Linked DNA regions of Homo sapiens: region 1 is linked to region 2. Evidence: read pairs that join two places in POLR2A ChIA-PET (ENCODE). Cell type or tissue: PC-9. All regions are shown on one strand. Links, peaks and the distances in the headings refer to the core of each region. The heading gives the core; the rest is flanking DNA. Region 1 has its middle 30 kb from the start of MDS2. Region 2 holds the start of LACTBL1 (lactamase beta like 1).

Region 1 (15,857 bases), core at 3,719-8,718, 630 kb before region 2:
TGGTTTTCGACAAACACCCCTCCAGTTTCAGCCTCCGTCATCTTGTGGCATTCTCCCTGTGTGTCTCTCTCCTCTTCGTATAATGACACCAGTCATATGGGATGAAGGGCCCATCCTGCTTCAGTATGACCTCATCTGAACTAATTATACCTGCCACGACCTTATTTCCAAGTAAGGTCACATTCTGAGGTACTACGGGTTAGGACCTCAACATATATTTTGGGGGGACACAATTCAACCCATAAAATGTCATTAAAGGACTTTTCATATAAACAAATGTCAAATCTGAAAAACTTCTATGCAGTTCATGTGTCCCAGTTTGATGTTCAGAAAATATAGCCTCAATATATCTGTCCACTACACTAGAACTTTACCCTAGTGGGTACTAAATGAAGGTTTGAGAAATACTTGACTTGTGGTCCCCTAAGGCCCTGAGGTCTTTCCTTAATAAGCCCAAAGAATAGAATAAACATCTCCAGGGAACAAAGTCAAGCTGCCCTCTGTCCTGTATAGCCGGCAGGCAGTTGCTCCACTGACCCCCAGCCTCACCTTCTGCATGGGCACTAGCTTGGGGAAATAGCCAGTAGTGAAAAGGACAGAGGGACCTCAGCACCCTTGCTCACTGGATTAAGCGAACCCACAGTTCTCAGTCCTCTCCCTCGCTTCCCCATCCAAACAGGCTCAGTCTGCTCCATTCAGACAAATGCCCATCTCCATCCCTGCCATGTAGACCCGGTTCAGGCCTTTGCCTTTACCTCTGGAACTATTGCCTCAGTCTTCAGACTGATTTCCTTGCTACCAGCAGGCAATCAGGTCACCCTAAATATGAATCTGATCACTTCTCTCACTGCCATAAAACTTTCGATGGCTCCCTATTGCTTTCAGAATAAAGTCCGTATTCCTAAGCTTGCCATTTCAGGCTTTACAATTTGGTCCCCAGGCTTGTTTTTCATGATTTCTCTACATGTGCTCTATCTTACAGGTAATGGAGTTTCTGGAATTTCTAATTAAAAGAGACTCCGTTGGTGGTGGGTGAGGGGTGCATTCTGATTAGAAGGGGACACAGTGGGGAGGCATGTCTTTTTTTTTTTTTTTTTTTGAGACCAAGTCTCATTCTGTCACCCAGGCTGGAGTGCAGTGATGTGGTCTTGGCTCACTGCAACCTCCGCCTCCCAGGTTCAAGTGATTCTCCTGCCTCAGCCTCCTGAGTAGCTGGAATTATAGGCATGTGCCACCACACCCAGCTAATTTTTGTATTTTTAATAGAGATGGGGTTTCGCCATGTTGTCCAGGCTGGTCTCAAACTCCTGACCTCAGGTGATCCACCCGCTTCAGCCTCCCAAAGTACTGGGATTACAGGTATGAGCCACCATGCCTGGCCGGCACGTCTTGAAGTTGTCTTTATAAACAACTTCTGAGCTTGGCTGTGCTTTTTTTCTGCGTCTACATCTTAGCATATGCTGGTCCCCCTACATGGAATGGTCTCTCCGCAACTCCATTCTGATTCATCCCCCCAATCACATAACCAAAATAACTCACCTCTCCCTGCTCCAAAGACAGAGTATTTGGGGGCTGGGTGTGGTGGCTCACGCCTGTAACCCTAGCACTCTGGGAAGATTGCTTAAGCCCAGGAGTTTGAGACCAGCCTGGGGAACATAGTGAGACCTCATCTCTACAAACATTTTTTAAACATAGCTGAGTGTGGTGGCACGCACCTATAGTCCCAGCTACTCAGGAGGCTGAGGTGGGAGGATTGCTTGAGCCGGGGAAATGGAGGCTGTAGTGAGCAATGATCACGCCACTGCACTCTGGCTTGGAAACATAGTGATACTGTCAAAAAAAAAAGTATTTTGTTTGAACTTTAGGAAGCTTATCCAAGTTCACTTTGTGTCAACTAGAGGACAAACTTTCCTTAGAGCTAGGTTCCTATCCCCAGGCCTATGGCTAAACGGCAGGAAGATGAGGTAAGGAAAGTGCTAGAAAGGAGACCTGGCTGCTAATTGTACTTTGTCAGTGTCTTGCTGCATGGCCTCAGGCAAGTCACTTTCCCTCCTCAGTTTCCTCTCTGTAGAGTGGGATGTTGGGAAAGACACCAAGCAGTGTTGGAAACATGAACTACATTTCTTCTTTCATCCCAGGTCTGGCCAGACCTTGGTCCTGTGAACGAGAGCCTCTGGGGTTCTTATTTTGTGTTAATTTGCATGCATCTGCACATACACTAAAAAAGGCATCAACTACATTTCATTTCATAGAAAGAACTGGGACTGCCATATAACCGATGCCCAGGAGTGTAAAAGAACCGTTGGCTCATGGTGCCATCCAAATCTTAGCTGTCACAGGCCTTTAGTAATTAATGCTCCAACCCCTTCCTTTTACAGGTGGGTAACTGAGGCTCAGAGAGGGAAAGGTCACACAGCAAATGAGCACAAGGCCTCATCCCAGGCTTCCCACTGTACACCAGGCGCATGCACTAGACACCTCATTTCTTTCTCTGTGCAGGGTGGAAGAAGAGGGGCTTGGCTTTCTTTTGAGGCTCTTTTCTGCACCCCAGAATAACAAAGCTGGCTGGCTCGGCAGTCTCTGCAACCACCACAGGAAACCAAATTGTAGTAGAAAGGCAGATGGGAGTGGAAAATCCTCTCAGAGATGTTAGATCGTTGCTTTCACCTGTTCTAAATATAATCTGGCTTTTATTAGAGATTGATAAATGACAAGATAACCCACAAGTTATTCCACTGAGGCTGGGGAGAGGAGAGAGCGTGATTCTGGGTGAGCAAAAGGGGAGCTGGGAGTCACTGCGGGTGACTGAACAGAGTGGTCTGGACCCATCGAGTCTCAGTATTTGGCAACATGAACAGAGGGCCAGTTCTGGCAGGCACTGGAGGCTGGAGGCTGGAGGCTAGTAGGCTGTCGGCTGTAGGAACCCTAAGGAACAAGACAGGCCTGGATGCTGCATTTAGGCGCTCCTGATCTCTAGAGGGGGTAGACAGACATAAAAGTCAACAAATAAAATAATTACAAAGTGCTATGAAGGAAACAGTGCTGAGAAAGACTGACAGGGAGCCAGGTGTGGTGGCTGATGCCTGTAATCCCAGCACTTTGAAAGACTGAGGCAGGTGGATCATGAGAGGTCAGGAGTTCAAGACCAGCCTGACCAACATGGCAAAACATTGTCTCTACTGAAAATACAAAAATTAGCCAGGCATGGTGGTGCATGCCTGTAATCCCAGCTAATAGGAAGGCTGAGGCAGAAGAATCGCTTGAACCGGGGAGGTGGAGGTTGCAGTGAGCCGAGATTGTGAAACTCTGTCTCAAACAAAAAAAAAAAGCACAAAAAACTGACAGGGGAGATTTACTTTAGCTGGGATGGGCAGGGAAGCCTCTGGAAGGAGGGAAGATATAAGCTGAGACCGGAAGGGTGAGAAGAAGCCAGCCCAGCAAAGAAAGAGCGGAAGAGCATCTCCAGGAGAGTGAGTTTGGTGGCTCAAGAAACTAAAAAGCCAGCGCACATGGGGAAAAGGGTGTAGACGTGCAGGAGGAGGCTGGAAGAGGGCAAGGCCAGATGTGTGCTGGCTTTAAGGATGTGCATAGGCTTCTGGTTTGATTCCAGAGCGGTGGGAAGCTACTGAAGCAAGGTTTTCAGCAGTGAAACTGGGGGATGTGGTTTGCCTTTGAAGAAGCCTGTTCTTTTTTTTTTTTTTTTTTTGAGATGGAGTCTTGCTCTGTCGCCTGGGCTGGAGTGCAGTAGCTCCAACTCTGTTCACTGCAAACCTCCGCCTCCAGGGCTTAGGCAATTCGCCTGCCTCAGCCTCCGGAGTAACTAGGATTACAGGCGCCCGCCACCACGCCCAGCTAATTTTTGTATTTTTAGTAGAGACAGGGTTTCACCATGTTGGCCAGGCTGGTCTCGAACTACTGACCTCAGGTGATCTGCCCGCCTCGGCCTCCCAAAGTGCTGGGATTACAGGCGTGAGCCACTGTGCCTGGCTTGAAGAAGCCTGTTCTTGACTGCTGTGTGGGATAAGGATTAGAGGCAAAGGCCGCAAGAAGGCAAGTTAGGCAACCGACGTGGCATCCAGGCAGGAGTGATGGCAGCCTGGACTAAGATGGGAAAACAGAGAGAACAGAAGATGGATTACAAACATGTCCTTGAAACAAAAGTCACAGGAGCTGCAGATGGATGGGATGAGTGGTGGGTTAGTGTGGAGGGTACTGGAGGGGACACACAGGTTTCTGGCCTGAGCGCCTGCAGGGTGTTGGTGCCATTTCCTAATCAGGGGAACCTGCAAGCAGGAGGGTTGGGTGTGGGAATCTGGTTTGGGGCATGTTCATTTGAGAAGTCTGCAAACCACCGAGAATCTGCCTGGGGGCAGCTCCAGAGGCCGTAGCAGTCTCTGGTCATTTGATGAAACAGGTTATTTCCTCATTTCCTCCCCGTATGAATGGTGAGCTCCAGGGCCAGGGACCAACTCTGCTTTGTTTTATAGCCCCAGCAGAGAGGAACGTGCCTTGCACTATGTAGATGCTCACGGAAGAGTTGGTGGATGAATGAAGCCGGAAGCTAGACCACCAGCTGAATGAATCAGCTCACAGACATGGTGATGTTTCTTCTGTTGTTGTTTGTTTGTTTGTTTTTGAGACAGAGTCTTGCTCCATCACCCAGGCTGGAGTGCCGTGGCACCATCTCGGCTCACTGCAACCTCCGCCTCCTGGGCTCAAGTGATCCTCTCACCTTAGCCTTCCAAGGAGCTGGGACTACAGGCACTCTCCTGACCTCAAGTGATTTGCCCACCTTGGCCTCCCAAAGTGCTGGGATTACAGGTGTAGGCCACCGTGCCTGGCATTTTTTTTTTTTTTTTTGAGAGGAGTCTCGCTCTGTCACCCCAGGCTGGAGTGTAATGGCGTGATCTCGGCTCACTGCAACCACCGCCTCCCGGGTTCAAGCGATTCTCCTGCCTCAACCTCCCGAGTAGCTGGGACCACAGGCAGGTGCCACCACGCCCGGCTAATTTTTGTATTTTTAGTAGAGATGGGATTTCACCATGTTGGCCAGGCTGGTCTCGAACTCCTGACCTCAGGTGGTCGACGTGCCTCGGCCTCCCAAAGTGCTGGGATTAGAGGCGTGAGCCACCGCGTCCTTCCTGTTGCTGATTCATTCACACCTATCATTTAAGACTCAGCTCCTCATAAAGTCTTCCTCATCTATAGTACTGGCTGGCCATGCCCTCCCCACTCCATGTTGACTTCATCAGCACCTATAATAACTTTATTTATTGAGCACTTTCTGTATGACAGGCATAAACTAAATGCTTTACAAGTATTAAATAATTTCGTCCTCACAACAATCTTATGCAGTGGGCAATTATTGCCTCCACTGTACAGACTTTGGAAACTGAGGTGCAGAAAGGTTAAATAATTTGCCTAAGACCACACAACCAGCAAGTGGCAGAGCTGGGAAATGAACCCAGGCAGCCTGGCTCCAGAGCCACATTTTTGGCCACTGTGTCCAAATGCTGCAGTCAATTGCATGCTGCATGTCTGTTCGTTTGTCTGTCTCATTTAAGAGCAAGAACTTGTGTCTCCTTATCCTCAATACCCCAAACAGCAGCTGGCACACAGTAGGTGCTAAATCAAGTCTGCCTTAACAGAAGCCAGCTTATAACCTTCTTCTTTGGATAGAAGGAGAAAGAGCTCCAGGGGAGAAAATGCTCTTCATTTTATGGTATTTTGCAACCATCTATCCTACATGATCATATTCATTTTCACAATAACCTCTGCTAGGCATGGGTTATCAGACCCCCCTGTCCAGTGAGGAAACTGAGGCCCAGAGAGGCTAAGAAACTTTCCTAAGTCACTCAGCTGATAGTTGGTGGAAAGGGTACGGAAACCCAGGTCTCCTGACTCCAAGCCCAGTGCATCCCTTAGCCAGGGAAGATGTAGCTGAACCCAAACCCAGTCCAAGGGGACTGGAGGCCCTGCCAGGTCAGGGGTCATAAATCACCCCCTCCCCCAGCGTGGTCAGGGAGGCTTTGGGGACAGAGGCCTGCTTCCCGTCCTCTCAGCCCTCAGGGTCTAACACCTCTTCAGAGCAGGAAACTCTTCCTTGTCACAGAGCTCTGGTCCTCCTTCCCCCCCTCCCCCTAACACTCCACACCACTCCCCTCCCTATCCCCCTCGAGGGTCCTGGTAAAAGCATCCGCTTGTCAGTGTAAATCTGCAGGGTTCAGACCAGCAGCTGGAGATGGATGGGCAGGAAGCAGTAACAATGGATGAAAGACCCTCTGTGCCCAGGTGGGTGGGGGAGGGAAAGGCAGGAAACAGAGAAACCGCCTGCCTATGGAGGCCTGGAGCCGCCAGCCGGCTGGAGGGAGGCCTGGGATGCCAGAACCCGCAGGGTTTATTTGGATTCCCCAAGGATCCAAGCTGGGGAGCCCTTTGCAAACATCAGACCAGCTCATCTCCATGGGGTGCCAGGCCCAGGACCTGTGCGACAAGAATGTCGCTTTCATTCATCATTGTTTGTCCCCAGGGCCTAAACCAGGGCTGGCTACACAGTAGGGGCTTGTTTTGCTGAATGAAAAAATTAATCTGGCACTACTAATAACTAAATAATTATAGTTTCATATTGATTTGCTTGTTTAGAAAAATAAAAAGGATTCCCAACCATCCCTTTTCCCCCTCACAGCTTTTTGCATATGCTGTTCCTTCCGCCTGCCGTGCTCTTTCCTCTGCTTTTTGCAAGGTCAGCTCCTTCTCATCCTCTAGTTGCAGCTCAAATAAAACTCTTCAGTGAAGCTCTGGGAACCTGCTAAGGTAACCCACTTTCCCTTTCCCCCTCTAACCCAGCACTGGGTGATTTCCTTCATGACACTTATTATCAGAGATCCTCTCATTTAATATGTATCTTTATTTTTGAACTTCCTGTCTCTCCCACCAGAATGTAAGCTCCAAAAGGGCTTCTTGCTCATTGTTGCATCCCCAGGGCCAAGGACTTAGAAAATGCTCCATAAATAGTCGTTAACTAGATAAAGAGACGAACACTTGAATCCCTGTAATAATGTCATTCACACCCTAGGCTCTGCCATCTGCTTCCTTGAGGAGAACAAAAGGAAGTCTTGCTCTTGCACTGAGGATTGTAAGCCCCAACCCACAGTGAGCTGCTATTTCCTGGGTCAACAATTGTGATGGTTGCAAATCATTTTAGGGCTTTGCTTTCCACACAACAATTTTTGAGTTTCATCAAAATCTGGGTGTGTACATGGTGGGGAGGCCAAGCATGGCAATGTTCCCTGTCTGTCCAGCATGCCACTATGGACACGGGTGGATGGGGCTAGTTCTGTTACCAGAAAGGGGTCCCAATCCAGATGCCAAGAGAGGGTTCCTGGATCTTGCACAAGAAAGAATTTGAGGTGAATCCATACAGTAAAGTGAAAGCAAGTTTATTAAGAAAGTAAAGGAATTAAAGAGTGGCTACTCCATACGTAGAGCATCCCTGAGGGCTGCTGGTTGCCCATTTTTATGGTTATTTCTTGATTATATGCTAAACAAGGGATGGATTATTCATGAGTTTTCTGGGAAAGGGGTGGGCAATTCCTGGAACTGAGGATTCCTCCCTTTTTTAGACCATATAGGGTAACTTCCTGACATTGCCATGGCATTTGTGTTTAAATTGTCATGGTGCTGGTGGGAGTGTAGCACTGAGGATGACCAGAGGTCACTCTCATCGCCATCTTGGTTTTGGTGGGTTTTGGCCGGCTTCTTTACTACAACTTGTTTTATCAGCGAGGTCTTTATGACCTGTATCTTCTGCCAACGTCGTATCTCATCCTGTGACTAAGAATGCCTTAACCTCCTGGGAAGGCAGCTCCGTAGATCTCAGCCTTATTTTACCCAGCCCCTATTCAAGATGGAGTTCCTGGTTCAAATGCCTCTGACAGTTCCATCAAACCTATTCATTTCCAAGGTAAACCAGGGCCCAGAAGTGCCAAGGTCACACACACACACATCAATCCAGAGCTTTACCAGCAGAGAGCTCAGTAGAGCTGCAGATTCACTGAGTCCTGATTCACTCTCTCATTCATTCATCATTCGTTTGTTCATTCATTTAACAAATACTTACTGGGCACCTATTATGGGCCCACCACTGTGCTAGCAATAGCCAAAGGCTCAGAGACTCGAAGGAACTAAGTAAAAGGCCCAGCCTACCTGACATAACTACTTCAGTGACTGGGCTTTGCCAAGTGTGAGAGCTGTCATGGGGTGGGGGAAGAAGCATTCCAGTGTCTTAGAAGGCAGAGAGATTCAGTCTGGGAAAGGCTAAGCTTGGGGGCTGGACAGACAGAATCCAAAATGGAGGAAAGTGTTGGCCATGACTAAGAAGCCAGCTTAGCCCTGCTTCTACGCCTGCTGTCGCCAGCCTGGGTTGCACTGGTACCCAGAAACTACCTTTAAGTAAAGTTGTTTGTGCTGTCCCAACAGTGTGGGACCCAGTCAACAGAGAAGGTCAAAGGCTACTCATTCACCCAGGAAACTCATATTAAGCACCTATTATACACTAGACCCTGTGCTTGGCACTGAACTTCCCATGGTGAAGGCGACACAGTCTGAGGCTTTGTCAGTTTGTGCCACATGTGTTATTCCAATTTTTTTTTTTTTTTTTTTTTTGGGATAGGGTCTCCCTGTCACCCAGGCTGGAGTGCAGTGGTGTGATCATAGCTCACTGCAGCCTCAAACTCCTGGGCTCAAGCAATCCTCCCTCCTCAGCCTCCTGAGTATCTGGGACTACAGGCATGTGCCACCATGCCCACCTAACTTTTTTTTTTTTTTTTTTTTGTAGAGAGAGGGTCTCGCTATGTTGCCCAGGCTGGCCTTGAACTCCTGGCCTTAAATGATCCTCCCACTCGGCCTCCCAAAGTGCTGGGTTTACAGGCATGAGCCACTAGGCCCAGCCCCTGTTAGTACATTCTTGTACTGCTATAAAGGAATACCAGGGACTGGGTAATTTATAAAGACAAGAGATTTTTATTTTGTTTTGTAAAATGACGATAGGGACTTTGTTTTGTTCATCTTTTTGTGTTCCTGGTGGCTTGGAACAGAGCCAGGCACCATAGAAACCATTCAACAAATACTTGTTGAGAGAATGAATGAATGAATGAATGAATGCCATTAGGTGAGAACAAGATTGTCAGAGTCACTTTAGGAAATGCAGTCAGAGCCAGGGGGATGATGGCCTGGAGGAAGACGAGCTGAGGACAAGGAGAGGACATTGGGTGGGTGAGAGGGTCAGAGCAGGGGGCAGTGACATTCAGGTAAAGAAAGTTCCGGCCAGGCGCGGTGGCTCACGCTTGTAATCCCAGCACTTTGGGAGGCCGAGGCGGGTGGAACACGAGGTCAGGAGATCGAGACCATCCTGGCTAACATGGTGAAACCCTGTCTCTGCTAAAAATACAAAAAATTAGCCAGGCGCAGTGGCGGGCGCCTGTAGTCCCAGCTATTCGGGAGGCTGAGGCAGGAGAATGGTGTGAACCCGGGAGGCGGAGCTTGCAGTGAGCCGAGATCTCGCCACTGCACTCCAGCCTGGGTGACAGAGCGAGACTCCATCTCAAAAAAAAAAAGAAAACGAAAGTTCCCTGCGAAAGGCCCTAAGTGTAGCAGGAAAGGCCTGGGAGCAGGAGGCCCCAAGTTCAAGTTTTGTCTCCTTGACTTTGCAGTTGAGCGCTGCTGGGCCTGTTTCTGCATTAATAAAATGAGGAACAAGGCCTGCTTCACAGCGTGCCCTGAGGACAGACCAGGATGAGAGGTGCATAAGGGCAGGGTTGGGGGAGGGCAGCCTACGGGAAGCAGTGTGGCGAGCCTTGATCTTGGGGCCAGCCATGCATGGTTCACCTGCCTGCTTGCTCATTAGCTGTGTGCATTGGGCACATCTTCTTTGCCTGCAGAGGCCCCAGGCTCATCCCTGTGGCTTGCTGGGGCCAGGGCCAGGGTGTACTTGACTGACTACCTTCATGGACTCAAGACACATCTGGGACACACCAGGATCTTCCATGTTCTGCTTCTTACTGAGGAGTCAGCTCACAGGGTCTGGCCAAGGTTACCTGCCTCAGCCAGAGTATGCTGAGCCAGAAGGACCCTTGGGCCACGGGATCCAAGCCCTTCATTTTACAGATGTGAGGCTCAGCCCAGAGAAGCTGAAGGACTTGTCCCAGGACTCTCAGCCAGTTGGCTTCAAAGTCAGTTCCAGAGCCCACGTCTCTTCACTGCCAGCCCAAGATCTTTCCATTCACCCAGCCATGAGGGCTGGTCCTTGTTGATCCATTTGAAGCCTGTTCCTATTCCATGATATAGTTGCCTTCAGGTACCAGATACTGGACTGGGTGCTTTGCACAACATGCCTCTTTTAATCCTCACCACGGCCTCTACAGTCACCATTTCTGTTTCATAAATAAACTGAGGCTCAGAGAGGGTGTGTGATTTGTCCAAGGTCACACAGTAAAGTAAAAATAGGTCCAGGATTCAAGTTCATACCTTCCTGTCTCAGAAGCCTCTACTTACTATTGTCCTGACCCAAGGGGAGCTCACCATCCAGAGAGGGGCAAATATGGCAATACATACTTGCAACAAAATGTGATCAATGTTATTATAGATATAGTCTCAGGCACAGTAGACAGTTTCCTGAGGTTGCCCCACTTACACCTCACAACAGTCCTTAATATAAAGTACACATTGTTATCCCCATTTCACTGATGAGCAAACTGAGGCTCAGAGAGGCAAATTCCCCTATCCGGGGTCATATAAACCCTGTCTATCTCTCTGTCTGTCTGTCTGTCTGCAGAGCTCATAGTCTGTTCTCATGAACAAATCCTGCTCCTCTAAAGTCCTGAACAAACATTGCTTCATTCAGTCAACGTGCATTTCTTGCATCCCTATTATGTGCCAAGCCCTGTCTTAGATATTCTTGGAGGTAGAGATGAATAGAACATGGCCTCTGCCCCCACCTCCAGCCAGCAAAGAGGTAGATTGGGGGACCTTGGGTCTCTACCCTGTGTCCTCTATGTGACACTGATGGAGGACCCTTGGGCACTGGCCCAGCCTTCCCCCTTCAAAATGCCCATGGGAAAGGCCGAGGGAGGGAGGCTGAGACAGCTTCAGGCCCCCGGGGCTGCCTTGTCCTCTCAGCCTGGCTCTGACTCACCACCCACACCTGGCAGTGGCCTCAGGCAGCTACGCTGGAAATAGATGGGGAGGGAGGGGACGTGACACCTGCACTCTTGGCTGCCATTCCCACCCTCCCTGCCAGGAAGCAGGGAAACATCAGCTAACAGAGCCCACCTGAAACTGCTGGGCTTGGGAATGCTCCTGGGAGTTGAAGCCCCCAGCCGACTGGAAAGGCTATCCCAAGAGCCATGAGGATTACAATAAAAATCACGATGATGTCTCGCTTTTCACAGTGCTTGGTGGTTCTTGAGCACTTGTTCTATGCCAGGCCCTGGTCCAAGTAAGTGCTTTGCATGTCTTAATTATCTTGCTGAAGTCTCACGGCTCCTCAGGAAGTTATACTGTGATTAAGCCCATTTTACAGATGAGAAACTTGAGATTCAGAGAAGCCAAATAACTTGCCTAAGGCCATGTATTAGGCAACGTGCGCCCATCCCAAGCTTCTCACCCAATCCCAGCTCACATGGCTCATTCCAGTTCACAGGTGTTAGCTGTGTTCCCATCTGCCCTGCCCAATCACCTTCCCTCTTTGACAAGGCAAGCTCACCCTTCTTACAACTCTGGGAAGCAGAAATCAAACTATTACCCTTCTCTTTCCTCCCTACCTATCTCAACCCCACCCAGCCTTCAGCCCAAGTCTGATCATGTTGCCTCCCTGTCTAAAACCTCTCCACTGCCCTTAAGGTAGTGTATTCAGCTGGGCATGGTGGCTCATGCCTGTAATTTCAGCACTCTGGGAGACTGAGGTGGGAGCATCACTTGAGGCCAGGAGTTGGATACCAGCCTAGATAACATAGTGAGGCCCCCATCTCTATAAAAATAATAAAATGATTAAAAAGATAAAATATATTCAGAGCCCTTCAAGAACTGGGCCCTGTCACTTTTCCAGCCTCATCACTCACCAGTCTCTGCCTGGGCAAGTCAGGACACCTCCCAGTCCTTGTTTTTCTGGTGGGGACGATGACACTTCCTCACAGTGAGGAGGATGGAGGGGGCAGATGTATGTGAAGTTCTTAGCAGGGCACTCACCATCTGTTTGGTGTTCAGTAAACCTTCATGTCCTGCTACTAGCTCTGAGCCAGAGGCTGGGGCAGAGTTAGTGATGTGTGAAACAGTCTATTCTCAGCCAGGCTGGGATCAAGGGCTTCATGGTGGGCCGGCCAAGAGCTATCAGTGTTACTGGAATTCATTATTTCAAGAAATGCTGAAAAGCTTCAGAGCAGCAGTAACAAACTAGAAAAAAAAAAAAGGCAAAGGAAACAAACTTTCACAACAGGCTTTTAAAAAAAATCTTTACCACAATGTAGAAGGTAGATATACCCACTCTACAGAAAGGAAAACTGAGGTCAAAAGGGTGACAATAGACGAAAGGTGTCAGGGACAAGGCCGGATCTGGAACCAGCTGTCAGGCTCCAAAGCCCATGTTCCTTCCTCTCCTGCACCCAGCCTCCCCAAGCCTGGAGGGTGGAAAGTGTTTGCTTAGGAGAGGAGGTACTAGTATATTGGGGAACGGGGGAAGAGGAGGATGAAGAGCTTGAATGGGGGCCCAGAGACAGGAACACAAGGCAGATGTGGGTGCAAGGGAGTGGAGATCAATAGCTGGGGTGAGGTCATCTATGACAAACAGAGATGCCTGGATTTGATCCTCTGAGACCTTTGAGCCCAAATCCTTCCTCCCCCTCCACTCCCCTTTCCAGATGGGGAAACCGAGGACCTGTGCCTTGCCCAGGCCTCCATAATGCCGAGGACAGTGAATGGCTGGAGGAGGCCTGAGGGACGAAAGGAGGAGGTCCCGGGTGGGCAGCAGCTGCCACCTCTCTCTGCCCGCCCTATGCCTCTCAGAACAGTGCCCCCACCCCCAGGCTTGGCCTGGTCGCCTGACTTACAGGTGGGAGTGACTCAGGCTGGGGGCCTGCCCTGGTAGCGCTGGCCCCTGGGCCACAACCGAGCTCTGGGCCTCTCAGCTGTGATGTCAGCGGGCTCTTCCTTCCTCCCGCATCTGCTTGAAAAGGTCACCTATTTTAAACTCTTTCTCACCCCACCCTGCCCTTCCCCCAAAAGAGGACGAGTTTTTCTAACCTGTGTCAACAGCTCAGTTCAATATCCAAACATCTGTCCCTCCTGGTGCCCATCACCAGCCCTCCACCATCAGAAAGCCGCAGCCCTGTCAGGCTCTTCCAGGCTGCAGAAACCCACCCTAGCAGCTGTTAGCTTCACAGACTCCTGAGCATCTGCTGAGGGCCGGACACGGCCCTAGGTGCGCAGGGATAGATCCCTGCCTTCTTAGAGCTTACATTTTAATAGAGGCAAACAGACAACAAACAAGCCAACCGGTACTGTACCAAGATCATCTCTAGGGGTGGCCAGTGCCCTAAAGAAAGTAAAACAGGACAAGAAGATAGTGACCAAGTGGCTAATTGAGTGAGTGGTCAAAGAAGGCTTCCTAAGGAGGTGACAAAGATGTGGGGAAGACATTTCAAGGCGAAGGAAAGGCAAGTGCAAAGGCGTTGAGGTTGGCCGGGCGCAGTGGCTCACGCCTGTAATCCCAGCACTTTGGGAGGCCGAGACGGGCGGATCACCTGAAGTCAGGAGTTCGAGACCAGCCTGGCCAACGTGGTGAAACCCCATCTCTACTAAAAATACAAAACTTAGCCGGGTGTGGTGGCACATGCCTGTAATCCCAGCTACTCAGGAGGCTGAGGCAGGAGAATTGCTTGAACCCGGGAGGCGGAGGTTGCAGTGAGGTGAGACCTCCCCACTGCACTCCAGCCTGGGCGACAAGAGTGAAACTCCATCTCAAAAACAAACAAAACAAAACAAACAAACAAAGGCATTGAGGTGGGAAGGGAAAGGTATGTTAGAGCAGTGGTTCTCATAGTAGGGTCCCCCAGCCAGCAGCATCAGCATCACTGGGACCTTGCTAGAAATGTCCACTTTTGGGATACACCCTAGACTTGCTAAAACTCTGAGGGTGAGACCCAGCAAGCTGAGTTTTTAACAAACCCTCCAGGCGGTTCTGATGCACCTGAAAGTTTAGGGTCAGTGAGTTAGAGCTCAGAAAGCAAGCCATGTGGCTGGAGTGTGGGAGGGTGAGGTTGATGGCAGCTGATCTTAGCGTCACTCCAGTCTGTTCATTCACAGCCCCGCCTCCTCCTCCCTGCTTCTCCATCCTGGCCCACTCATGGCAAACCTTAAAGCCCTTCTGAGGCCTCCCCATTGCCTTCTGGGTGAAATTGGAACCTCTCAGCTGGGCTTATGAGGCTCCTCAAGATCTGCTTCCATTCACATCTCCCACTTCATCCCTGGCCCTCCTCTTTCTCACAATCTTATACTCCTAAATATAGCTGCTCCATCACTTCTCCAGACACACCGTCCCCTTTATCTAGAATACTCTTTCTCTACTTCTTCATCTGGCTAATTTTAATCCATCCTTCAAAACATAACCCAGGACTCACCTCCTTCAGGAAGTCCTCCCTGGTTGCCTAATCAGGGTAAGGGACCCTGCCTCTCTGCTTACACACCAGTCAGCCCCTGTACTTCCCCATCACAGTGTTCATCAAATGGGTTTAACATTATCTAGAGGAAAAGGGAGGATTTACTTACTTTATATTAAATTACACAGATAATACATGAACATGTATTTATTGTAAAAACTTCAAACATACAGATGTAGTAAAAGACCTCCTTCTGATCCTTTTCCAATTCCACTCTCCCGCTTTCCAAGAATAACCATTGATGCTAGTTTGGTGTCTATCCACTTACACATTCTTTGGGGCATTGCACACATATACAGAAATACATAGAAATTTAAGGTTTATTTGTTCATTTTTTCCACTTGTAAATGGAATCATATGGGTAAGTATTGTTCCACAACTTCTTTTTTCTACTTAATGTCTTGGCCAGGCACAGTGGCTCACGCCTATAATCCCAGCACTTTGAGAGGCCGAGACAGGCAGATCACTCGAGCCCAGGAGTTTGAGATCAGCCTGGCCAAATAGCGAGATCTTGTCTCTACAAAAAAAGAAAATTAGCCAGGCGTGGTAGCTGAAGCAGGAGGATTGCTTGAGCCTGGGCAGTCAAGCCTGCAGTGAGCTGTGATTGCACTGCTGCACTCCAGCCTGTGTAACAGAGCAAGACCCCCTCTCAGAAACAAACAAACAAACAAACAACAAAAAGCCTTAATGTCTTGGAGGTCATCTGTGTAAGTAAGTAGACCTACCTTACTATTTTTACCTACCTCATAGTATTCCAAAGTATGAACATAATGTCGTTTTCCAATCATTCCCTGAATGTATGAATCATGTTTTTTATTTTCTGTATTTTACAATGCTTTGACATCTGGGGCCTTGCTAATCCTGGAGAGATGGCCTCTCCCAGGCTAGCTAATTCCTAGAGATGGTAAACAACTTGCCTGTGAACATGCCTTTCATATACTAACTAACCACTCTCACACACCAAGCCAATATCTCCCCTGCCCTACATCACCCCAGGGTCAGGTACTAGACAACTAGAGACCATACCTAGAGCCTAGAGCCTGCTAACAGTACTCAAACTGTCCAGTCCTAAACTTGCTCAAACTTGCCTACCCTACCTCGCCCATTCCTTTCCGCAAAAACCGCACTAAAGGCTCTGGGCCATGCTCT
Region 2 (15,857 bases), core at 5,488-10,487:
ATCATACCACTACACTCCAGCCTGGGCAACAGAGTAAGACCCTGCCTTAAAAAAAATGTGAGTCAGATTGTGCTACTCCTCTGCTTTCAAACTCTGCAAAGGCTCCCACTTCACTCAGAGGGGAGCCAAAGTCCTTCCTGTGGCCTAGAAGGTTCTATGTGACCATCCTGACCTCTTACTTCCCTACCTCACCTACTACTTTGCCCTTTGCTTAGTCTGCTCCAGCCACTGGCTTCCTTGCTATTCTTTTAACACACCAGGCACATTCCACCCTAAGGCCTGAGCACTGGCTGTTCCCTCTACTGTGAACACTATTCCTCTGTTGTCCATATAGCTAACTCTCTTATTTCCCTTAGGTGATTTGCTAAATGCTTCTTTCTCAATGAGGCCCATTCTGATCTCCCAATTTAATACTCTAATCTACCCCTCTTACCCAGCTCTATTTATTTTACCATGACATATATTATTTTATTTTTAATTTATTTTTATTTTTGGAAACAGGTTTTCTTCTGCTACCCTGGCTGGATTGCAGTGGCGTGCTCATGGTTCACTGAAGCCTTGACCTCCTAGGCTCAAGTGATCCTCACTCATTAGCTTCCTTGAGTAGCTGGGACTACAGGCATGCGCCACCACGCCTGGCTAATTTTGTTGTTTCTTTTTTTTGTTTGTTTTGTTTTTTTTGTTTTTGTTTTTTGAGACAGAGTCTCGCTCTGTCACCCAGGCTGGAGTGCAGCGGTGTGATCTCGGCTCACTGCAAGCTCTGCCTCCCGGGTTCACGCCATTCTCCTGCCTCAGCCTCCCGAGTAGCTGGGACTACAGGCGCCCGCCACCATGCCCAGCTAATTTTTTTGTATTTTTTTTTTAGTAGAGATGGGGTTTCACCGTGTTAGCCAGGATGGTCTTGATCTCCTGACCTCACGATCTGCCTGCCTTGGCCTCCTAAAGTGCTGGGATTACAGGCGTAAGCCACTGCACCCGGCCAATTTTGTTTTTTTAAAAAAATGTTGTATAGAGACAGAGTCTCCCCTGTGTTGCCTAGGCTGGTCTGGAGCTCATGGCCTCAAGTGATCCACCTGCTTCAGCCTCTCAAAGTATTGAGATTACAGGCGTGAGCCACTGTGCCTGGTCATGTATCACTTTGTAATGCAGCATTTAACTTATTTATCCTGTTGCCCCTGCTAGAAGATGGGCTCTACCAGGTCAGGGACCTTTGTGTTGTTCACTGATATATCTGAAGCACCAAGAACAGTGCCTAGCGCTGAGTAGGTGCTCAATAAAAATGCACTGACAATGAATATCTGTTACTATATCTGCTTTGCCCCACACCCAAGTGTAAGACCCAGGGAATGGCAGATGTTCAGTAAATGTCTGTTGCATGACTCAGTGGGTAAGTGAGTGAATGGATGAATCAATGAATCAATCAAAGCCTGACTGCTGAAAATGCTAAGTATCTTCATATATCCTTTAGGAGGAACATTTTCCTTTGTAAAGTTTTTTTTTTTTTTTTGAGATGGAGTATGTCTCTGTTGCCCAGGCTGGAGTGCAGTGGCGCAATCTTGGCTCGCTGCAACCTCTGCCTCCTGGGTTCAAGAGATTCTCCTGCCTCAGCCTCCTGAGTAGCTGGGACTACAGGCGCATGCCACTACACCTGGCTAATTTTTTATATTTTTAGTAGAGATGAGGTTTCACTGTGTTAGCCAGGATGGTCTCCATCTCCTGACCTCATGATCCCACCCACCTCGGCCTCCCAAAGTGCTGGGATTACAGGCATGAGCTACCACATCTGGCCCTTTTTAAAGTTTAATTTGCCTTTGATTTGATATCTTTTCAACCTCTTTCTTCCTTCCTTTCTCTTTCTTTTTCTTTCTTCCTTCCTTTCTTTCTTTCTTTCTTTCTTTCTTTCTTTCTTTCTTTCTTTCTTTCTTTCATCTTTCTTTCTCTTTTTCTTTCCTTCCTTCCTTCCTTCTTTCCTTCTTTCTTTCTTTTCTTTCTCTCCTTCCCTCTTTCTCTCTTTATTTCTCTTGCTCTGTCACCCAGGATGGAGTGAAGTGGTGTGATCTCGGCTTGCTGCAACTTCTGCCTCTCGAGTTCAAGGGATTCTTGTGCCTCAGCCTCCCAAGTAGCTGGGACTACAGGCACCCGCCACCATGCCAGGCTAATTTTTGTATTTTTAGTAGAGATGGGGTTTTGCCATGTTGGCCAGGCTGGTCTCGAACTCCTGACCTCAAGAGATCTGCCCACCTCTGGCTCCCAAAGTGCTGGGATTACAGGCTTGAGCCACTGTGCCTGGCCCACATTCTTCTTCCTTCCTTCCTTCCTTCCTTGCTTCCTTCCTTCTTTCCTTCCTTCCTTCCTTCCTTTTTTTTTTTTTCTCTCTCTTTCTCTCTTTCTTTCTTTCAACAGAGTCTTGCTGTCACCCAGCCTGGAGGGCAATGACGTGATCTCGGTTCACTGCAACCTCTGCCTTCTGGGTTCGCGATTTTCCAGCCTTAGCCTCCCAAGTAGCTGGGACTACAGGTGCCCACCACCACGCCTGGCTAATTTTTGTATTTTTAGTAGAGATGGGGTTTCGCCATATTGGCCAGGCTGGTCTCAAACTCCTGACCTCCAGTGATCCGCCTGCCTTGGCCTCCCAAAGTGCTGGGATTATAGGCATGAGCCATCATGCCCGGCCCACATTCTTCTTTCTTAAAGGTCCTGATGCAGAGGGTGAGGACAATTAGTTTCTCCCAGGAGGAGAGGCCAATGAGACTCATGGTAATAAGAGTGACTAACATTTGCTGAGCACTTGCTGCGTGCCAGCTACTGGATTGTACATTTTAGGTGTATTATTTCATGCAATCCTCACTCCTCCCTGCAAGGAGGTGGGTTCTACTTCATTACCCCATTTTATGGATGAGCACATTGAGGTCCAAGAGAAGCCAAGAAATCCAACCAAAGTCACACCGGTAATAAGTGGGGAAGCTGGAATTTGAACTCTTGCAGCCTGACCCATAGGGACATCTACTGGATAGGTTTAAACTACGCATGTAAGGTTTTTGGTTTTTCCCCAAAGAGTAGGAAGCGGCCATGAAGGGCAAAGGATGAACATGATCTTTCGTGTGTAAATGATGGTGAATAATTCCTCCCTATGGGGATATTGTGGGGAATATCTTGGTTCATGGATGGAAAGCCCCTGGACAAGGGCCTGGAGGAAGAGACACATGCAAGTAAATTACCCTTTAAAGGAGGCTCAGGCTGGGCCAGAGATCTTACACATGGGCATCTACTGCCATCCTGGGGCCACTGTGCTGTATGACACGCTGTGGGTTCCCGTCTAGTTAAATTCGGGAGGGGCAGGGCTGGTCTCTGCAGTGAAAAATGGCTGCCTTCAGAACTGGGCTAGGAGCAAGGGAGTGGTTCTCAGGGAGGGGGTGGTGTCCTGGGGGCAAGGACTGCAGAACCCAGGAGTGCTAGGTCTGGGGACATAGACCTGAATAAGACACAGTCTTTGCCCATAGACTGATTAGTGTTAGGTAGTGTTAGTGAGACCTTGTCTCAAAAACAAACAAACAAACAAACAAACAAAAAAACCCGAGTCATTGTAGGAAGCCGAACTTCATGGAGCCCTTAGTAGGTGCCAGGCTCTCTCTGGGCTGCTTGCTTCATGAGCACATTCCATTTAATCCTCACAGCAACCGAGGAGTCTTGTCAGTGTCTGGGGAACGACAGGACTCCTGGGTCCAAACCCAGTTCTGCCATTTCTTGGGGACCTCCCTTTCCGGAGCATCAGTTTCCTCGGATGTAAAATGGAGACAGAATAGAAGCTGCCTCCTGGGATTGTGGAGACCAGAGGACATAGCACAGGGGGCTCTAAAGACCGTATGTGGTACATTGTCAACAGGCAGTCTGTGTCCAAGAAGCGGGCTGCCAGTTCTGAGCCACAGAGAAGATTAACCAAACAGCCAAGTGCAATGAAAAAGACCTGGGTCCCAGATCAATTGTTGTCAGTAAACTTGCTATGTGACCTTGGTGAGTCATTTCCCCTCTGTGAGCCTCTTTTGCCAGCCATACAATGTGAAGTTTGGACAAAATCACTCAGATTTTTGGCTATGGGGGCTACAGAAGAAGATCTAGAAGGCTTGCCTCCATCCATCCCCAATCCTGAGCATTAGTAGAAGGAGATAGCAATTCAAGGCTCCGTTGAAATAATGAGGTGGAGGCTGGTGTGATCCGTGAGTTGCAGAGGAGCCTCGCTCCTCAAAGTGTGGTCTTTACACCAGCCTCAGCATCACCTAGGAGCTTGTTAGAAATGTAGGCTCTCAGATACCACCCCGACTCACTGGCTCAGAACCTACCATGTAACACAATCGCTAGGATGCTCCTACCCACAAGTAAGTGGGACACACACTGATCTGGGGCACTGATTCTCAACCTTGGCCACACAGTCGAATCACCAAGGAGTCTTCAAAGGCTGCGGCATCCAAGCTGCGCCTCTGGGGATCTCTGCAGTGGGACCCAGACACCAGTGGTTTTTAAGAGCTCTCCAAGTAACCCCAATGTGCAACCTCATCTAATGTTGAGAAGGAATATATGTTTTATCTTTTGTATCAACTAAAATCAATAGAAAATCTTCTAGAATGTTCACAGAGAGAGATCTGATATCTGCCATAGGGGCCAGGTAGAAGTTTGACATAAAAGCCAGGTCATGGCTGGGAGTGGTGGCTCACACCTATGTCGACAAAAAGAGTCAAACTCTATAAAATACTTGAAGAGAAATATTAGGTAAATATGAGTGACCATGGCCCATGACACAGCCCTCAGGAGGTCCTGAGATTATGTGCCCAAGGTGGTTGGGGTGCAGCTTTTTTTTTGTTTTGTCTTGTTTTTGAGACAGTCTTGCTCTGTTGCCCAGGCTGGACAGCACTGGCATGATCTCAGCTCGCTGCAACCTCCGCTTCCCAGGTTCAAGTGATTCTCCTGCCTTAGCCTCCCAAGTAGCTGGGATTACAGGTGCACACTACCACGCCTGGGTAATGTTTTGTATTTTCAGTAGAGACAGGGTTTTGTTATGTTGCTCTGGCTGATCTTGAACTCCTGAGCTCAGGCAATCTGCCCGCCTCGGCCTCCCAAAGTGCTAGGATTACAGACGTGAGCCACCGCGCCTGGCTGATTTTATACATTTTAGGGAGGCATGAGACATCAGTCAAATACATTTAAGATGTACATTGGTTTGGTTTAGAAAGGTGGGACAACTCGATATGGGGGCTTCCAGGCTATAGGTAAATTTTAAAATGTTCTAGTTGACAATTGGTTGAGTTTGAGGACCTGAGATCAATAGAAAGGAAATGTTTGGGTTAAGATAAAAGACTGGGGAGGCCAAAGTTTTATTGTGCAGAAGAAGTTTATAGCTAGCAGGCTTCAGAGAGAATAGGTTATAAAATGTTTTCTTATGGGACTTAAAAGGGTTCCTGACTGTTGATTATCTCCTGGGTCTGCAAATGGAAGAGGAAAAGGAGGATTCTCTACAGAATGTAGATTTTTCCCACAAGAGTCAAACTTTGCAGGGCAATTTCAAGATATAACAAGGAAATATATTTGGGGTTAAACTATTTTGATTTCTTTCCTTATTTGTTATGTGATGTTATGCTGGAGAAGTATGATGAGGCACGTTTGACCCCTACTCCCCGTCAAGGCCTAAACCAGTCTTTCGGTCTTTCAGGTTAAATTTTAAGAATGTGCTGGCTGAGGAGGAAGTCCATTCAGACGGTTGGGGGCCTTAGAATTTTATTTTTGGTTTACACTTATAATCCCAGCACTTTGGGAGGCAGAGATGGGAGGATCACTTGAGGCCAAGAGTTTAAGACTAGCCTGGGCAAAAAAGGGAGACCCCCATCTGTACCAAAAGCAATTAAAAAATAATAATTAGCTGGGCATAGTAGTGCATGCTTGTAGTCTCAGATACTCAGGAGGCTGAGGCAGGAGGGTCGCTTGAGCCCAGGAGTTGGAGGCTGCAGTGAGTTTTGATTGCACCGCTGCACTCCAGCCTAGGTGACAGAGCACAACTTTGTCTTTTTTTTTTTTTTTTTTTTTTAGACAGAGTCTCACTCTGTCATCCAGGATGGAGCACACTGGCATAATCTTATCTCGGCTCACTGCAGCCTTCACCTCCCAGGCTCAAACAATGCTTCAGCTTCAACCTCCAGAGTAGCTGGGACTACAGGGCAACACCACCACACTTGGCCATTTTTAAATTTTTTGTAGAGACGAGGTCTCAGCCCAGGCTGATGTCGAACGCCTAGGTTCAAGCCATCCTCCTGCCTTGGCCTCCCAAAGTGCTGGGATTACAGGCATAAGCCACCATGCTCAGCTGTTCTTGTCTTTAAAAAAAAAAAAGCCAAGTCCATGACAAGAAGCCAAAATTTATGGAGCACTTACTAGGTGCCGGGTTCTGGGCTGCCTGCTTCAAGAGCGCATTCCATTTAACTTGCACGCTAACCAAGCTAGTATTATTGTCCCCATTTTATAGATGTGAGGCAAAGAGGTTATGATCCCTGGTCACACAGGCTCACACTGGCAGTGACAGACTAAGATTTGGACCCAGGTTACCTGAATATTTCACAACTAGGCTGACCCCAGTGGTCCTTAAACTGGGTTCCTTTGTGCTCCAGTTTCCTCAGAGGTGCCTGAGGAGCTTGTGTGGGGTCAGACCAAGCCTGGAAATCTCTCTCCTTTCCCTTCCCAGCTGGAAATGACCCTGGTGGCCTCCTGACATCCCTTTTCCACACTGGGTTTGGCAGACACTCCTTTTGGAGAGAGTGTTCCTTTCTTCACCAGCCTGGAGCACTCGGGTCACATGATGTTACCCAATGCTCCCTGACAGATCTCCCCCGCTTCCCCGCTGCTTGGGGACCCCAGAAGCTAATCCCCATGGCAGCAGGCACTCTGAGGGATTAGCACCGGGGAAATTAGGCGCCACATCTGCCAGCCCCTGGAGAGCTTGGTAAAGCCTGTGCCTCAGAGCCCAGGAAGCCATTCCTGTCCTCTGGAACACAGGGGACTCCCAGAGGCACTGTCAGCCAAACTGGGGCCCTAACTGCCCTGTTCTTGCTGGTACCTTCTGGAGAGGGTAAGTTGTGGCCAAGAGCCTGAGGGCCTGACCAGATTGTTCTCTGCAGGCTGGGGGTGGGGAAGAGGAGCTGGAATTCAATGCGGGGCACACAGGGTAACCAATGGTCCCATTTGCCTAGGACTGAGGGGTTTCTGGGAATGCAGGACTTTCAGTGCTAAAATCAAGACAGTCCTGGACAAACTGGGATGCCGGGTCACCTGGCAGGGGTTTCTGAGCTTGCTGTTTCTCTCACCTGGGAGGGGGAGCCATGGGAAGAGGAGGGCTGCTTTGATCCCCCGCATCCTCGTCTACCCTCCTTGTTTTCTAGCTTTTCTCTGTCCCCCTCCTCTTTTTCCAGCCCCTCAGGACCTCTTTTTGCCTTCACTCCTCTGACTCAGTTTCCTGCTTACGGGATCTCCTGTGGTGTAGACCTGAATCCTCAAAGAGCCAGAATCTTCCATGCCTTGGAGAGAATGAAGACCCAGGTGAGGCACAGCCTCAAGAAGCTGTCACCATGTGTCAGCTTCTGACACATGTCTGACCATGCCACCGTCCTTCTGGCTTCAAATATTGGGCTAAATCCCCCCCACGTTACCTTCATCATCATCATCATCATCATCATCATCATCATCATCATCATCATCATCATCTCTAGAGCTTGCACCTGCAGGCCAGGAACAGTTTCAAATGTTTTACATAAACTCACTGAATTATCAAAACAAACCAGAAACTAACTCCTCTTCCTTTTTACATCCCCAGAGGCCTCTGCCTGGAGTGACCCAAGCTCATTCCTAACTACCTGTTCAATGACTCTCTCCTCCTCCTCCCTCCCCCTAGGCTGAGCTCATCTGTATCTGTGAGCCCTGAAGCCCTTTATTACACCTCTAGCTACCAACTGGTGAACAGCTCTCTATGGGCTTTGCATGCACTATCTTATTTATTCTCAACTAAACCCTATAAGATGTAGGAACAATTGTTATCTGCATTATGCAGATGAGAAATCTGAGACTCAAAAGGGTGAGGTCATTTGTCCAGAACTAGTAACGGCAGAGCCAGAGTCAAGTCCTACTTCCCTGGCCCCAGGCCCTTGTGTCTGATTATGCCACTGTCCTTCTGGCTCCTTGGGGGCAGATGTGGCCCAGAGCACAGCAAGCCCTCGGGGATTGTTTTCTGAATGAATAACTGGACAAAGAGTAGTTGTCCCAGAGTGGGCCGTGAGCATGAGGAAGGAGGTGAGGGTGATTGGGGCACAGAACACCTGAGAAGGAGCAGGGGTTGGGGGGTGGTGGAGCCGTGTTATAGGTGGGGTTTGGGAGAGCCTGGTTCTTCCTGGGCCCTCCCCTACTGCCAGCAATTTCCAGCTGGGAAGGGAAAGGAAAGAGATTTCTAGTGGCTACTGCAAGTCAAACTGTGAGCAGCTGGCAAGCAGCTTAGAGATTAAATACTGACCCATCTTCGGGTCTGCTGGAATAAATCCTGAGATTGGAGACAGACGAGATGAGGCTAGGCCCCAGAGGAGGGCTACAAATTGGGGGTGTAGAGATCCCAGCTGCATTTTGAGGAGGAGGGGGGTGGTGCATCTTACAGAGCTTGAATCTCAGCTCTGCCATTCACTGCCCATGGACTCAGCAAGTCAATTAATGCCTCTGAATTTTATTCTTCACCTAAAAATAAGCTAAGGATCTGCTGGTTACACCTTAGGTGCCAGTTAGGGGATAGCAGGCTGCCTTCCCACCAAGGGGTCCTCACTGCCCCTGCAGCTCTGTGTTCATGCCAGGAGGGGAGTATCTTCCATATGATCCAGTGGCAATATCTGAGAGCCTTCCATTCACTCCTTTGTATCTGGGGTTACTCCTCCAACAGGTAGAGAATCCCAATGCTTTTGGGATCTTTAATTGCTTTATTTTATAACAATTGAGGTATCATTTACATGAAATAAAATCTGTGCAGTTCTAAGAGTTGTTTTTTTTTTTTTTTTTTGAGACAGGGTCTTGCGCTGTTGCCCAGGCTGGAGTGCAGTGGCATGATCATAGCTCACTACGGCCTCTAATTCCTGGGCTCAAGCAATCCTCACACCTCAGCCTTCCAAGTAGCTGGGACTACAGGTGCATGCCAGCATGCCTGGCAATTTTTTTCTATTTTTTTGTACAGGCAGAGTCTTGCTATGTTGCCCAGCCTGGTCTTGAACTCCTGGACTCAAGTGATCCTCCTGCCTCGGCCTCCCAGAGTTCTATGACTTTCAACAAATGTATAAAATCCCATAACCACCACCACGATAAACATATAGCACAGTTCCATGACCTCCCCAAAGTCCCTTCTGCTCTTTTGTAGTCTACCTCATCCCTACCTCCAGACAACCATTGAGTTGTTTTCTGTTCCTATCATTTTGCTTTTTCCAGAATGTTCTATGAGTTGTATTCTATAGTCTGTAACCATTTAGTCTGGCTTATTTCACTTAGCATCATGCTTTGAGGTTCATCCACATTATTGCATGTATCAGTAGCTCGTTCCTTTACATTGCTGAGTAGTATTCCCTTGTACAGACGTACTATAGTTTGTCTATTTACTCACCAATTGAGGAGCATTTGGGTTGTTTCCAGTCTTTGAATATTATGACCAAAGATGATTTCAGTGAGAACCCTAGATTCTACAGCTGAAAGACACTTTTGAAATCACACAAGATTTCCAGATGTAAAAGTAAACTCTTTACAAGTAGCCAACCCTCTTCAACACCTGGAGAAGTAGAGGCTCAGAGAGGGGAAGAGACTTGTCCAGAGTTACAACTGACTCAGGAGTGGAGTTAAGATTTGAACCCAAGTCTTTCAACTTGCAGAACCATGTAAAGTTCAAAAGAATTTCCTGAGAACCTGCTAGTGCCAGGTGGGGTACTAGGTGTCCAAGGCATAAGAGCCAGGAGGGAATTCTCTGCTGGTGCTGGAGAGAATCCTTACCTTGTAGGGACCCAGACAAAGAAGCCAGTAGTAGCCAGTTACCATGAGCGGCTCTGCCTGGGGAAGAATGAGAAGGCTTCACAGATGCCTATGGGTGTTAAGGGAAGAACACAGTTTTTCTGATGGAAAAGGATAAAAGGAAACCACAGCCCCAAGGAATGGCAGGTGCAAAAGTACAGAGAGGGGCAATGATGCGGGAGGTGGGGGCATAAAGACACAGGGGGCAGGGGAGGGGCAGGGAATGGGCTGGCGGAGTTCGCTGGAGTCGGATCATAGAAAGTCTCTCTTGCCAGATTGTTTCCTGTAGAACAGCGTCTGGCACACTGTGCTCAACATGTGAGAGATCTTTGTTGTGGAAGAGAGTGCAGGGTTGGACAGGGAGGGATGGAACATAAACTCAGCAAGACTCTCCTGGAACAGAGCCCAGAAGGCAGATGTCAGTATGTACAGACTGTTGATATACTTCAGAGTTGGCATATGAGTCAGTGGGGGACAGGTTGGTGTATTTAATAAATAGTGCTGGACTATTGATTATCCAAATGGAAAAATAAAATTGGATCCCTACTTTATTCTATAACCAAAAATTCTTTTGTGTGTAAAAGTACAAAAACCTCTATTTCTGACCTCTGTGAAAAGAAAGATTTCTTAAGCACACACACGCACCATATACACAATGCAAACCAAAAAGACAATACTGATAAATTTGGCAACAACCAAAATCAAAACCAAAAGCCCTCCTATTCAAAAATACTGTAATAGTTGGCCAGGCACAGTGATTCATGCCTGTAATCCCAGCACTTTCAGAAGTCAAGGTGGGAGGATTGCTTGAGCCCAGGAGTTTGAGACCAGCCTGAGCAACATAGTGAGACCCTGTCTCTACAAAAAATGCAAAAACTGATCACATCACTGCGCTCCAGCCTGGGTGACAGAGTGAGACTGTCTCAAAACAATCCCCAAATACCGTAATAGCTAACAGGGCTTACAATGTGTCAGACAATGTTATTTTTATACATCAACTCATCTAATCCTTACAAATTTATGAGTTAGGCACTATTATCGTCCCCATTTTACAGGTGAGGAAACAGAAGCACAGGGAGGTTAAGTGATTTTCTTAAGGTCACGCAGTGGTAAGTGGCTGAGCTAAGATTGCAAATCAGGCAATCTGGCCATGGATTCACCACTACACTATTCTGTCTCTCCACAAAAGTTATCAACACAGAGTGAAAATCAAGCCACAAACAAGAGTATATGAAGAACTCTAATAAGTAAAGAAAAGAGAATAGAAAAAGACCAGGCAAGGGAGAACAGTCCAACTGCAGAAAATCAAACCCAAATACATACAATAAATACATGAAAAGGTATTCAACATTATTAGTCACCAAGAAGATGCAGATTAGAAATATTAATAGCAATGAGAATCAAAGGTGGGACGAGCATAAATTGGAATGACAACTTTAGAGAGGAACAGAATAGTATGTGGCTAAGTTGAAGATGGCTGTACCTTGCTACCCAGAAATTTCACTTCTAGCACAGGATTCCCAACTGGACTGTGAAATAGTCACGTTTTTAAGGTAGTCTGGCCCCGGGCTCTAACTACTACACTACCCAGTATGTTTATACAACAACACACTCCACAGAAGTCAAAATGAATAACCCAGAATTGTAGTTAGCTAACTGAATAAAAAGCAAGTTGCAGGAGGATTATACAGTATGAAATCATTTATTTACGTTCAAAAAAAACAATACTACATGCTGTTTATGGAAACATAAACACATAGTAAAAGAATAAACACGTGCATAATTATGATAAACACCAAGATCAAGCATGGGTGTTACATTTGGGGAGAGCAGGAAGGGACTGAGATCCATGAAAGGTACACAGAGGACTTCAACTCCACCTAGGATGTTTTATTTTCATCCAGTCAGGCATTTAACAAATATTTATTAGGGTCTGCTATGTTCCAGGAACTGCTTTGGGTACTGGGAATACCTCAGTAAACAAAACAAACAACAATCCTTATGGGATGGGGAAACTGAACAGACAAAGTAAATAAGCAAGGACATAGCATATTTGAAAAATGTAAATATATGAGAAAATATGATAAAATGTTGAGATTCAACAAAGTCGAGTGTTGAGTGCCCAAGGATTCATTACATTATAAGTCTGTCTGTCTGTCTCTCTCTCTCTCTCTCTATATATATATGTATGGAACCATTATATATATGTGTATATGTGTGTGTATATCTATGTATGTGTGTGTGTGTGTGTGTATATATATGGAGAGAGAGAGAGAAACAGGGTCTTGCTCTGTCATCCAGGCTGGCATGTAGTGGTGCAATCATGGCTCACTGCAGCCTCGACGACCTCCCAGGTTCAAGCAATCCTCCCACCTCAGACTCCCGAGTAGCTGGGACCACAGGTATATACCACCACACCTGGCTAATTTTTATTTTTATATTTATTTATTTTGAGACAGGGTCTCACTCTGTCATCTAGGCTGGAGTGCAGTGGTGTGATCTTGGCTCACAGCAACCTCCACCTCCCAGGCTCAAGTGATTTTCCCACCTCAGCCTCTTGAGTAGCTGGGATTACAGGCACACACCACTATACCTGGCTAATTTTTGTATTTTTTGTAGAGGCGAAGATTTGCCATGTTGCCCAGGCTGGTTTTGAACTCCTGGGCTCAAGTGATCCACCCGCCTTGGCCTCTCAAAGTGCTAGGATTACAGGTGTGAGCCACTTCACCCAGCCAATGTTTAATTTTTTTGTAGAGAAAGGGTCTTACTATGTTGCCCAGGCTGGCCTCAAACTCCTGGGCTCAAGTGATCCTCCCATCTTGGCCTCCCAAAGTGCTAGGATAATAGGAGTGAGCCACTGGGCCCAGTGTATTTTTTTCAGTAAGCTTGAAATATTTTCTAATTGTAACAGGCCAGGAGGGCTTGATGACTGGCTGGAGGTAGGGATTGAAGGAGATAGAGGGGCCCAGGCAGACCCTGAAGCATGACTAAGTGGAGGCAGGTGCCATGAGGTGATGTTGAAAATAAGAGAGAAGGAGGAGGGGGTGAAACAAGTGAGTTTTCTGTTTTGGATGTTGAGTTCCAGGTGCTTGAGGACTTCCAGGTGGAAATGCTCGGAAGGCAGTTGAAATGGGAGTCTGAAGTAGAGGGGAGAGAGCTGGGCAGAAGAGAATCGGAAACCATGAGCATGTGGCTGGTGTCCTTGTGCATGAGATCACCTGGGGATTGTGTCTTTCAGGGAATTTGTCCACATTTAAACTGTCAAATGGATTGGTACAAAGTTGTTCATAATATTTCTCTGTAAGATCTGTAGTGATGTCTCCTTTCATTTCTCATTTGGTAACTCACCACTGAGGGATTGCGTGTGTACTGAGGACAGAGGAGGGAAGGGGGAGAAATACCACGTTTGTAGGACAGAAGTGGAAGATGTGCCTTTGAGAAAGGGAGGTAGGCAAGGAGGAGTTAATGCAATGTATTTGGTTAACACCCATCTCCTCGTAAAACTGTAAACCTCCAAAAGGCAGGAAAGAGTCCCTTTCTGTTCATCAGTATATCCTCAATATCTGGCTCAGTGCCTAGCACATAGGAGGCAATCAATAATAGCTAACACATATGTAGTGTTACCGTGTGCCAGCTACTGTTCTAATTTATTAACTCATTTAATCCTTGCAACTGAATACAAGTAGGTACTATTATTTTCAAGGAATTGTATTGAGATATAATTCATATGACATAAAATTCACCATTGTTAAGTGTACAATTCAGTGGTTATAGCATATTTACAAGATTGTGCCATTAGCACCATAATCAATTTTAGAACATTTTCATCACCCCCACAAAAACTCATAGCCATTAGCAGTGACTCTTCATTCCTTGCTACCCCCATCCCCTGGCAACCTGTAATGTACTTTCTGTCTCTATGGGTTGTCTATCTAGACATTTTATATAAGTAGAAGAATGAAATATGTGCCATACTTGCAAGTTTTCTGAGGCCTCCCCAACCATGTTGAACTGTGAGTCAACTAAACCTCTTTCCTTTATAAATTACTCAGTCTTGGGTATGCCTTTATTAGCAGCGTGAGAACAGACTAATACAGGAGAGTTGAGGAAAGCTTCCTGGAGGAGGTGGCATTTCAGCTGGTCTTACGATATTTCACTAAGTCCATAGGGGAACAAGGTACAGCAAGCAAAGGGGTGGGTGCTCTTGGAGGGCAGAACTATTGAAAGAGTCACACTGGGAAGGGCATTGGTTTCACAACTGTGAAATTTATCCAAAGCTGTGGGCTCTTGTGATGTCTGGCTAACTTGAGGCCTAGGAGGGGCCAGGGTTAGGGTCCCTCTCTTCCCTCTGACTGACCCCCAAGGGGACTGTACCTTATGTCCTTGCTCTCCCAGGATGGCTGGTGGCCCAACTTGCTGAAAGTGAAGAAGAAGTGGCTCCTCCCGGCCATCTGCAGCTTCTTCTGCCTGCTCTCAGTGGTCATGACTGGCTGCTTCCTGTGGCAGTATCACCTCCCCAAGCTGAAGACCGGTGAGTGCAGAGACAGCCTTGAGTTCCTCCCCATAGCCCCCTGGGTCCTCCTGGGCTTTGAGCTGCCACCCCTGATTCTAGTGTGTAGGGGAGGACCATAAGATTTAGACTCAGAAGCTCTGGACTCCATTCTGAGTCCAGCTCTCACTAGCTGTGCATCTTTGGGACAGTCTTGTTGCCTCTCTGTGCCTCGATGTCCTCGTGTATAAAATGAGGATCCTGATGCCACTGGGGTTTCTTCAAGACACCCAGTTTGGGGGTAAAATTCAAGGACACCAAAGGAAGAGCAAACGGTGTTTCCCTTCCTCTGCCTTTGGCCACCATGATGGAATCTCCAGGCTCCAGCCCCCTTTCAAGACCTTCCTGCAGCTGTATCTAAGACCTCAATAGGAACAACTCACAGGTGTTCAGGGGCAGCAGCTGCCAAGCCTTGGAGCCTCTCCTTCCTGAACGGGTCAAGGCCCAATAAAGGAGCCACCACTGACAGTGATAACTACCAGGCCCTTTGTTTGCCAATTAAAGCAGGAGGAGCACCACTGTGGACACTAGCCCCTACCTGGGTCCCAGGCTGAGCAAAGCCTAGGCTCTAGCTGGGACCACCCTATTCTGTGAAACCCATGTCATGGGGTTGTTGAGAAATCCTCCCTAAGGTTTGTAATTTTCCTGTTTGGGTCTGCGTCAGTTATCTATTGTTAAGTAACAAACCACCCCAAAGCCTACTGGCTTCAGACAAAGCAAGTGATTATTTCCCATGATTCTGTGGGCTGGCTGGCAGCTCTGCTGCTGGTCTAGCTTGGGCTCTCTCTGGTGCACTGGGCAAGTCGGCTTGGGGGTCGGGTTGAGGGGGGCGGTGTCTCCCTCAGCGTGGACTCCTGCTCTCAAGACCGCTATCCCAGACCTGTCCACAAGGTGGCAGTGTTCGCAGGGAGTAAGCCCCTTAAGGTTTAGCCTAGAAAGGTCGCAATTTGTTCCGCCTCATTCTTTTGGCCAAAGCAAGTCACAAAGCCAGCCAGCTTCGAAGGTGGAAGGAGCTGACAGAATTTATGGTCTTATGGCTGAGCACGGTGGCTCATGCCTGTAATCTCAGCACTTTGGGAGGCCGAGGCAGGTGGATCACCTGAGGTCAGGAGTTCAAGACTAGCCTGACCAACATAGTGAAACCTTGGCTTTACTAAAAATACAAAAATGAGCCGGGCGTGGTGGTGGACGCCTGTAGTCCCAGCTACTCGGGAGGCTGAGGCAGGAGAATCGCTTGAACCCGGGAGGC

The links. ChIA-PET counts read pairs that join two places held together with the same protein. Peaks named below come from ENCODE experiments on the same cell type or tissue, not always from the same donor. Only the 100,000 strongest peaks of a DNase experiment are listed, where the experiment ranks them.
Region 1: POLR2A ChIA-PET joins it to region 2 with 7 read pairs; 1 of 35 experiments calls an interaction of 5 or more read pairs at or near these places.

Annotation. Positions count from the first base shown.
Region 1 is chr1:23,589,072-23,604,928 of GRCh38, reverse strand. No RefSeq gene overlaps it. Among named protein-coding and RNA genes, the nearest start is that of MDS2, 30 kb to the left of the region's middle. RefSeq lists enhancers at 3,726-3,785, 4,151-4,948, 4,949-5,746, 5,747-6,544, 7,343-8,140 and 5 more. In PC-9, for the core only: no CTCF peak of the experiment used is centred there; DNase peaks (open chromatin) are centred at 4,438 and 6,428; H3K27ac peaks cover 1,559 bases.
Region 2 is chr1:22,964,023-22,979,879 of GRCh38, reverse strand. It overlaps LACTBL1 (lactamase beta like 1), which reads left to right and starts at 7,014. Exons shown (of 8, transcript NM_001289974.2): 1 at 7,014-7,108; 2 at 7,449-7,575; 3 at 14,455-14,590. The coding sequence starts at 7,564. RefSeq lists an enhancer at 14,948-15,448. In PC-9, for the core only: no CTCF peak of the experiment used is centred there; a DNase peak (open chromatin) is centred at 7,999; H3K27ac peaks cover 1,272 bases.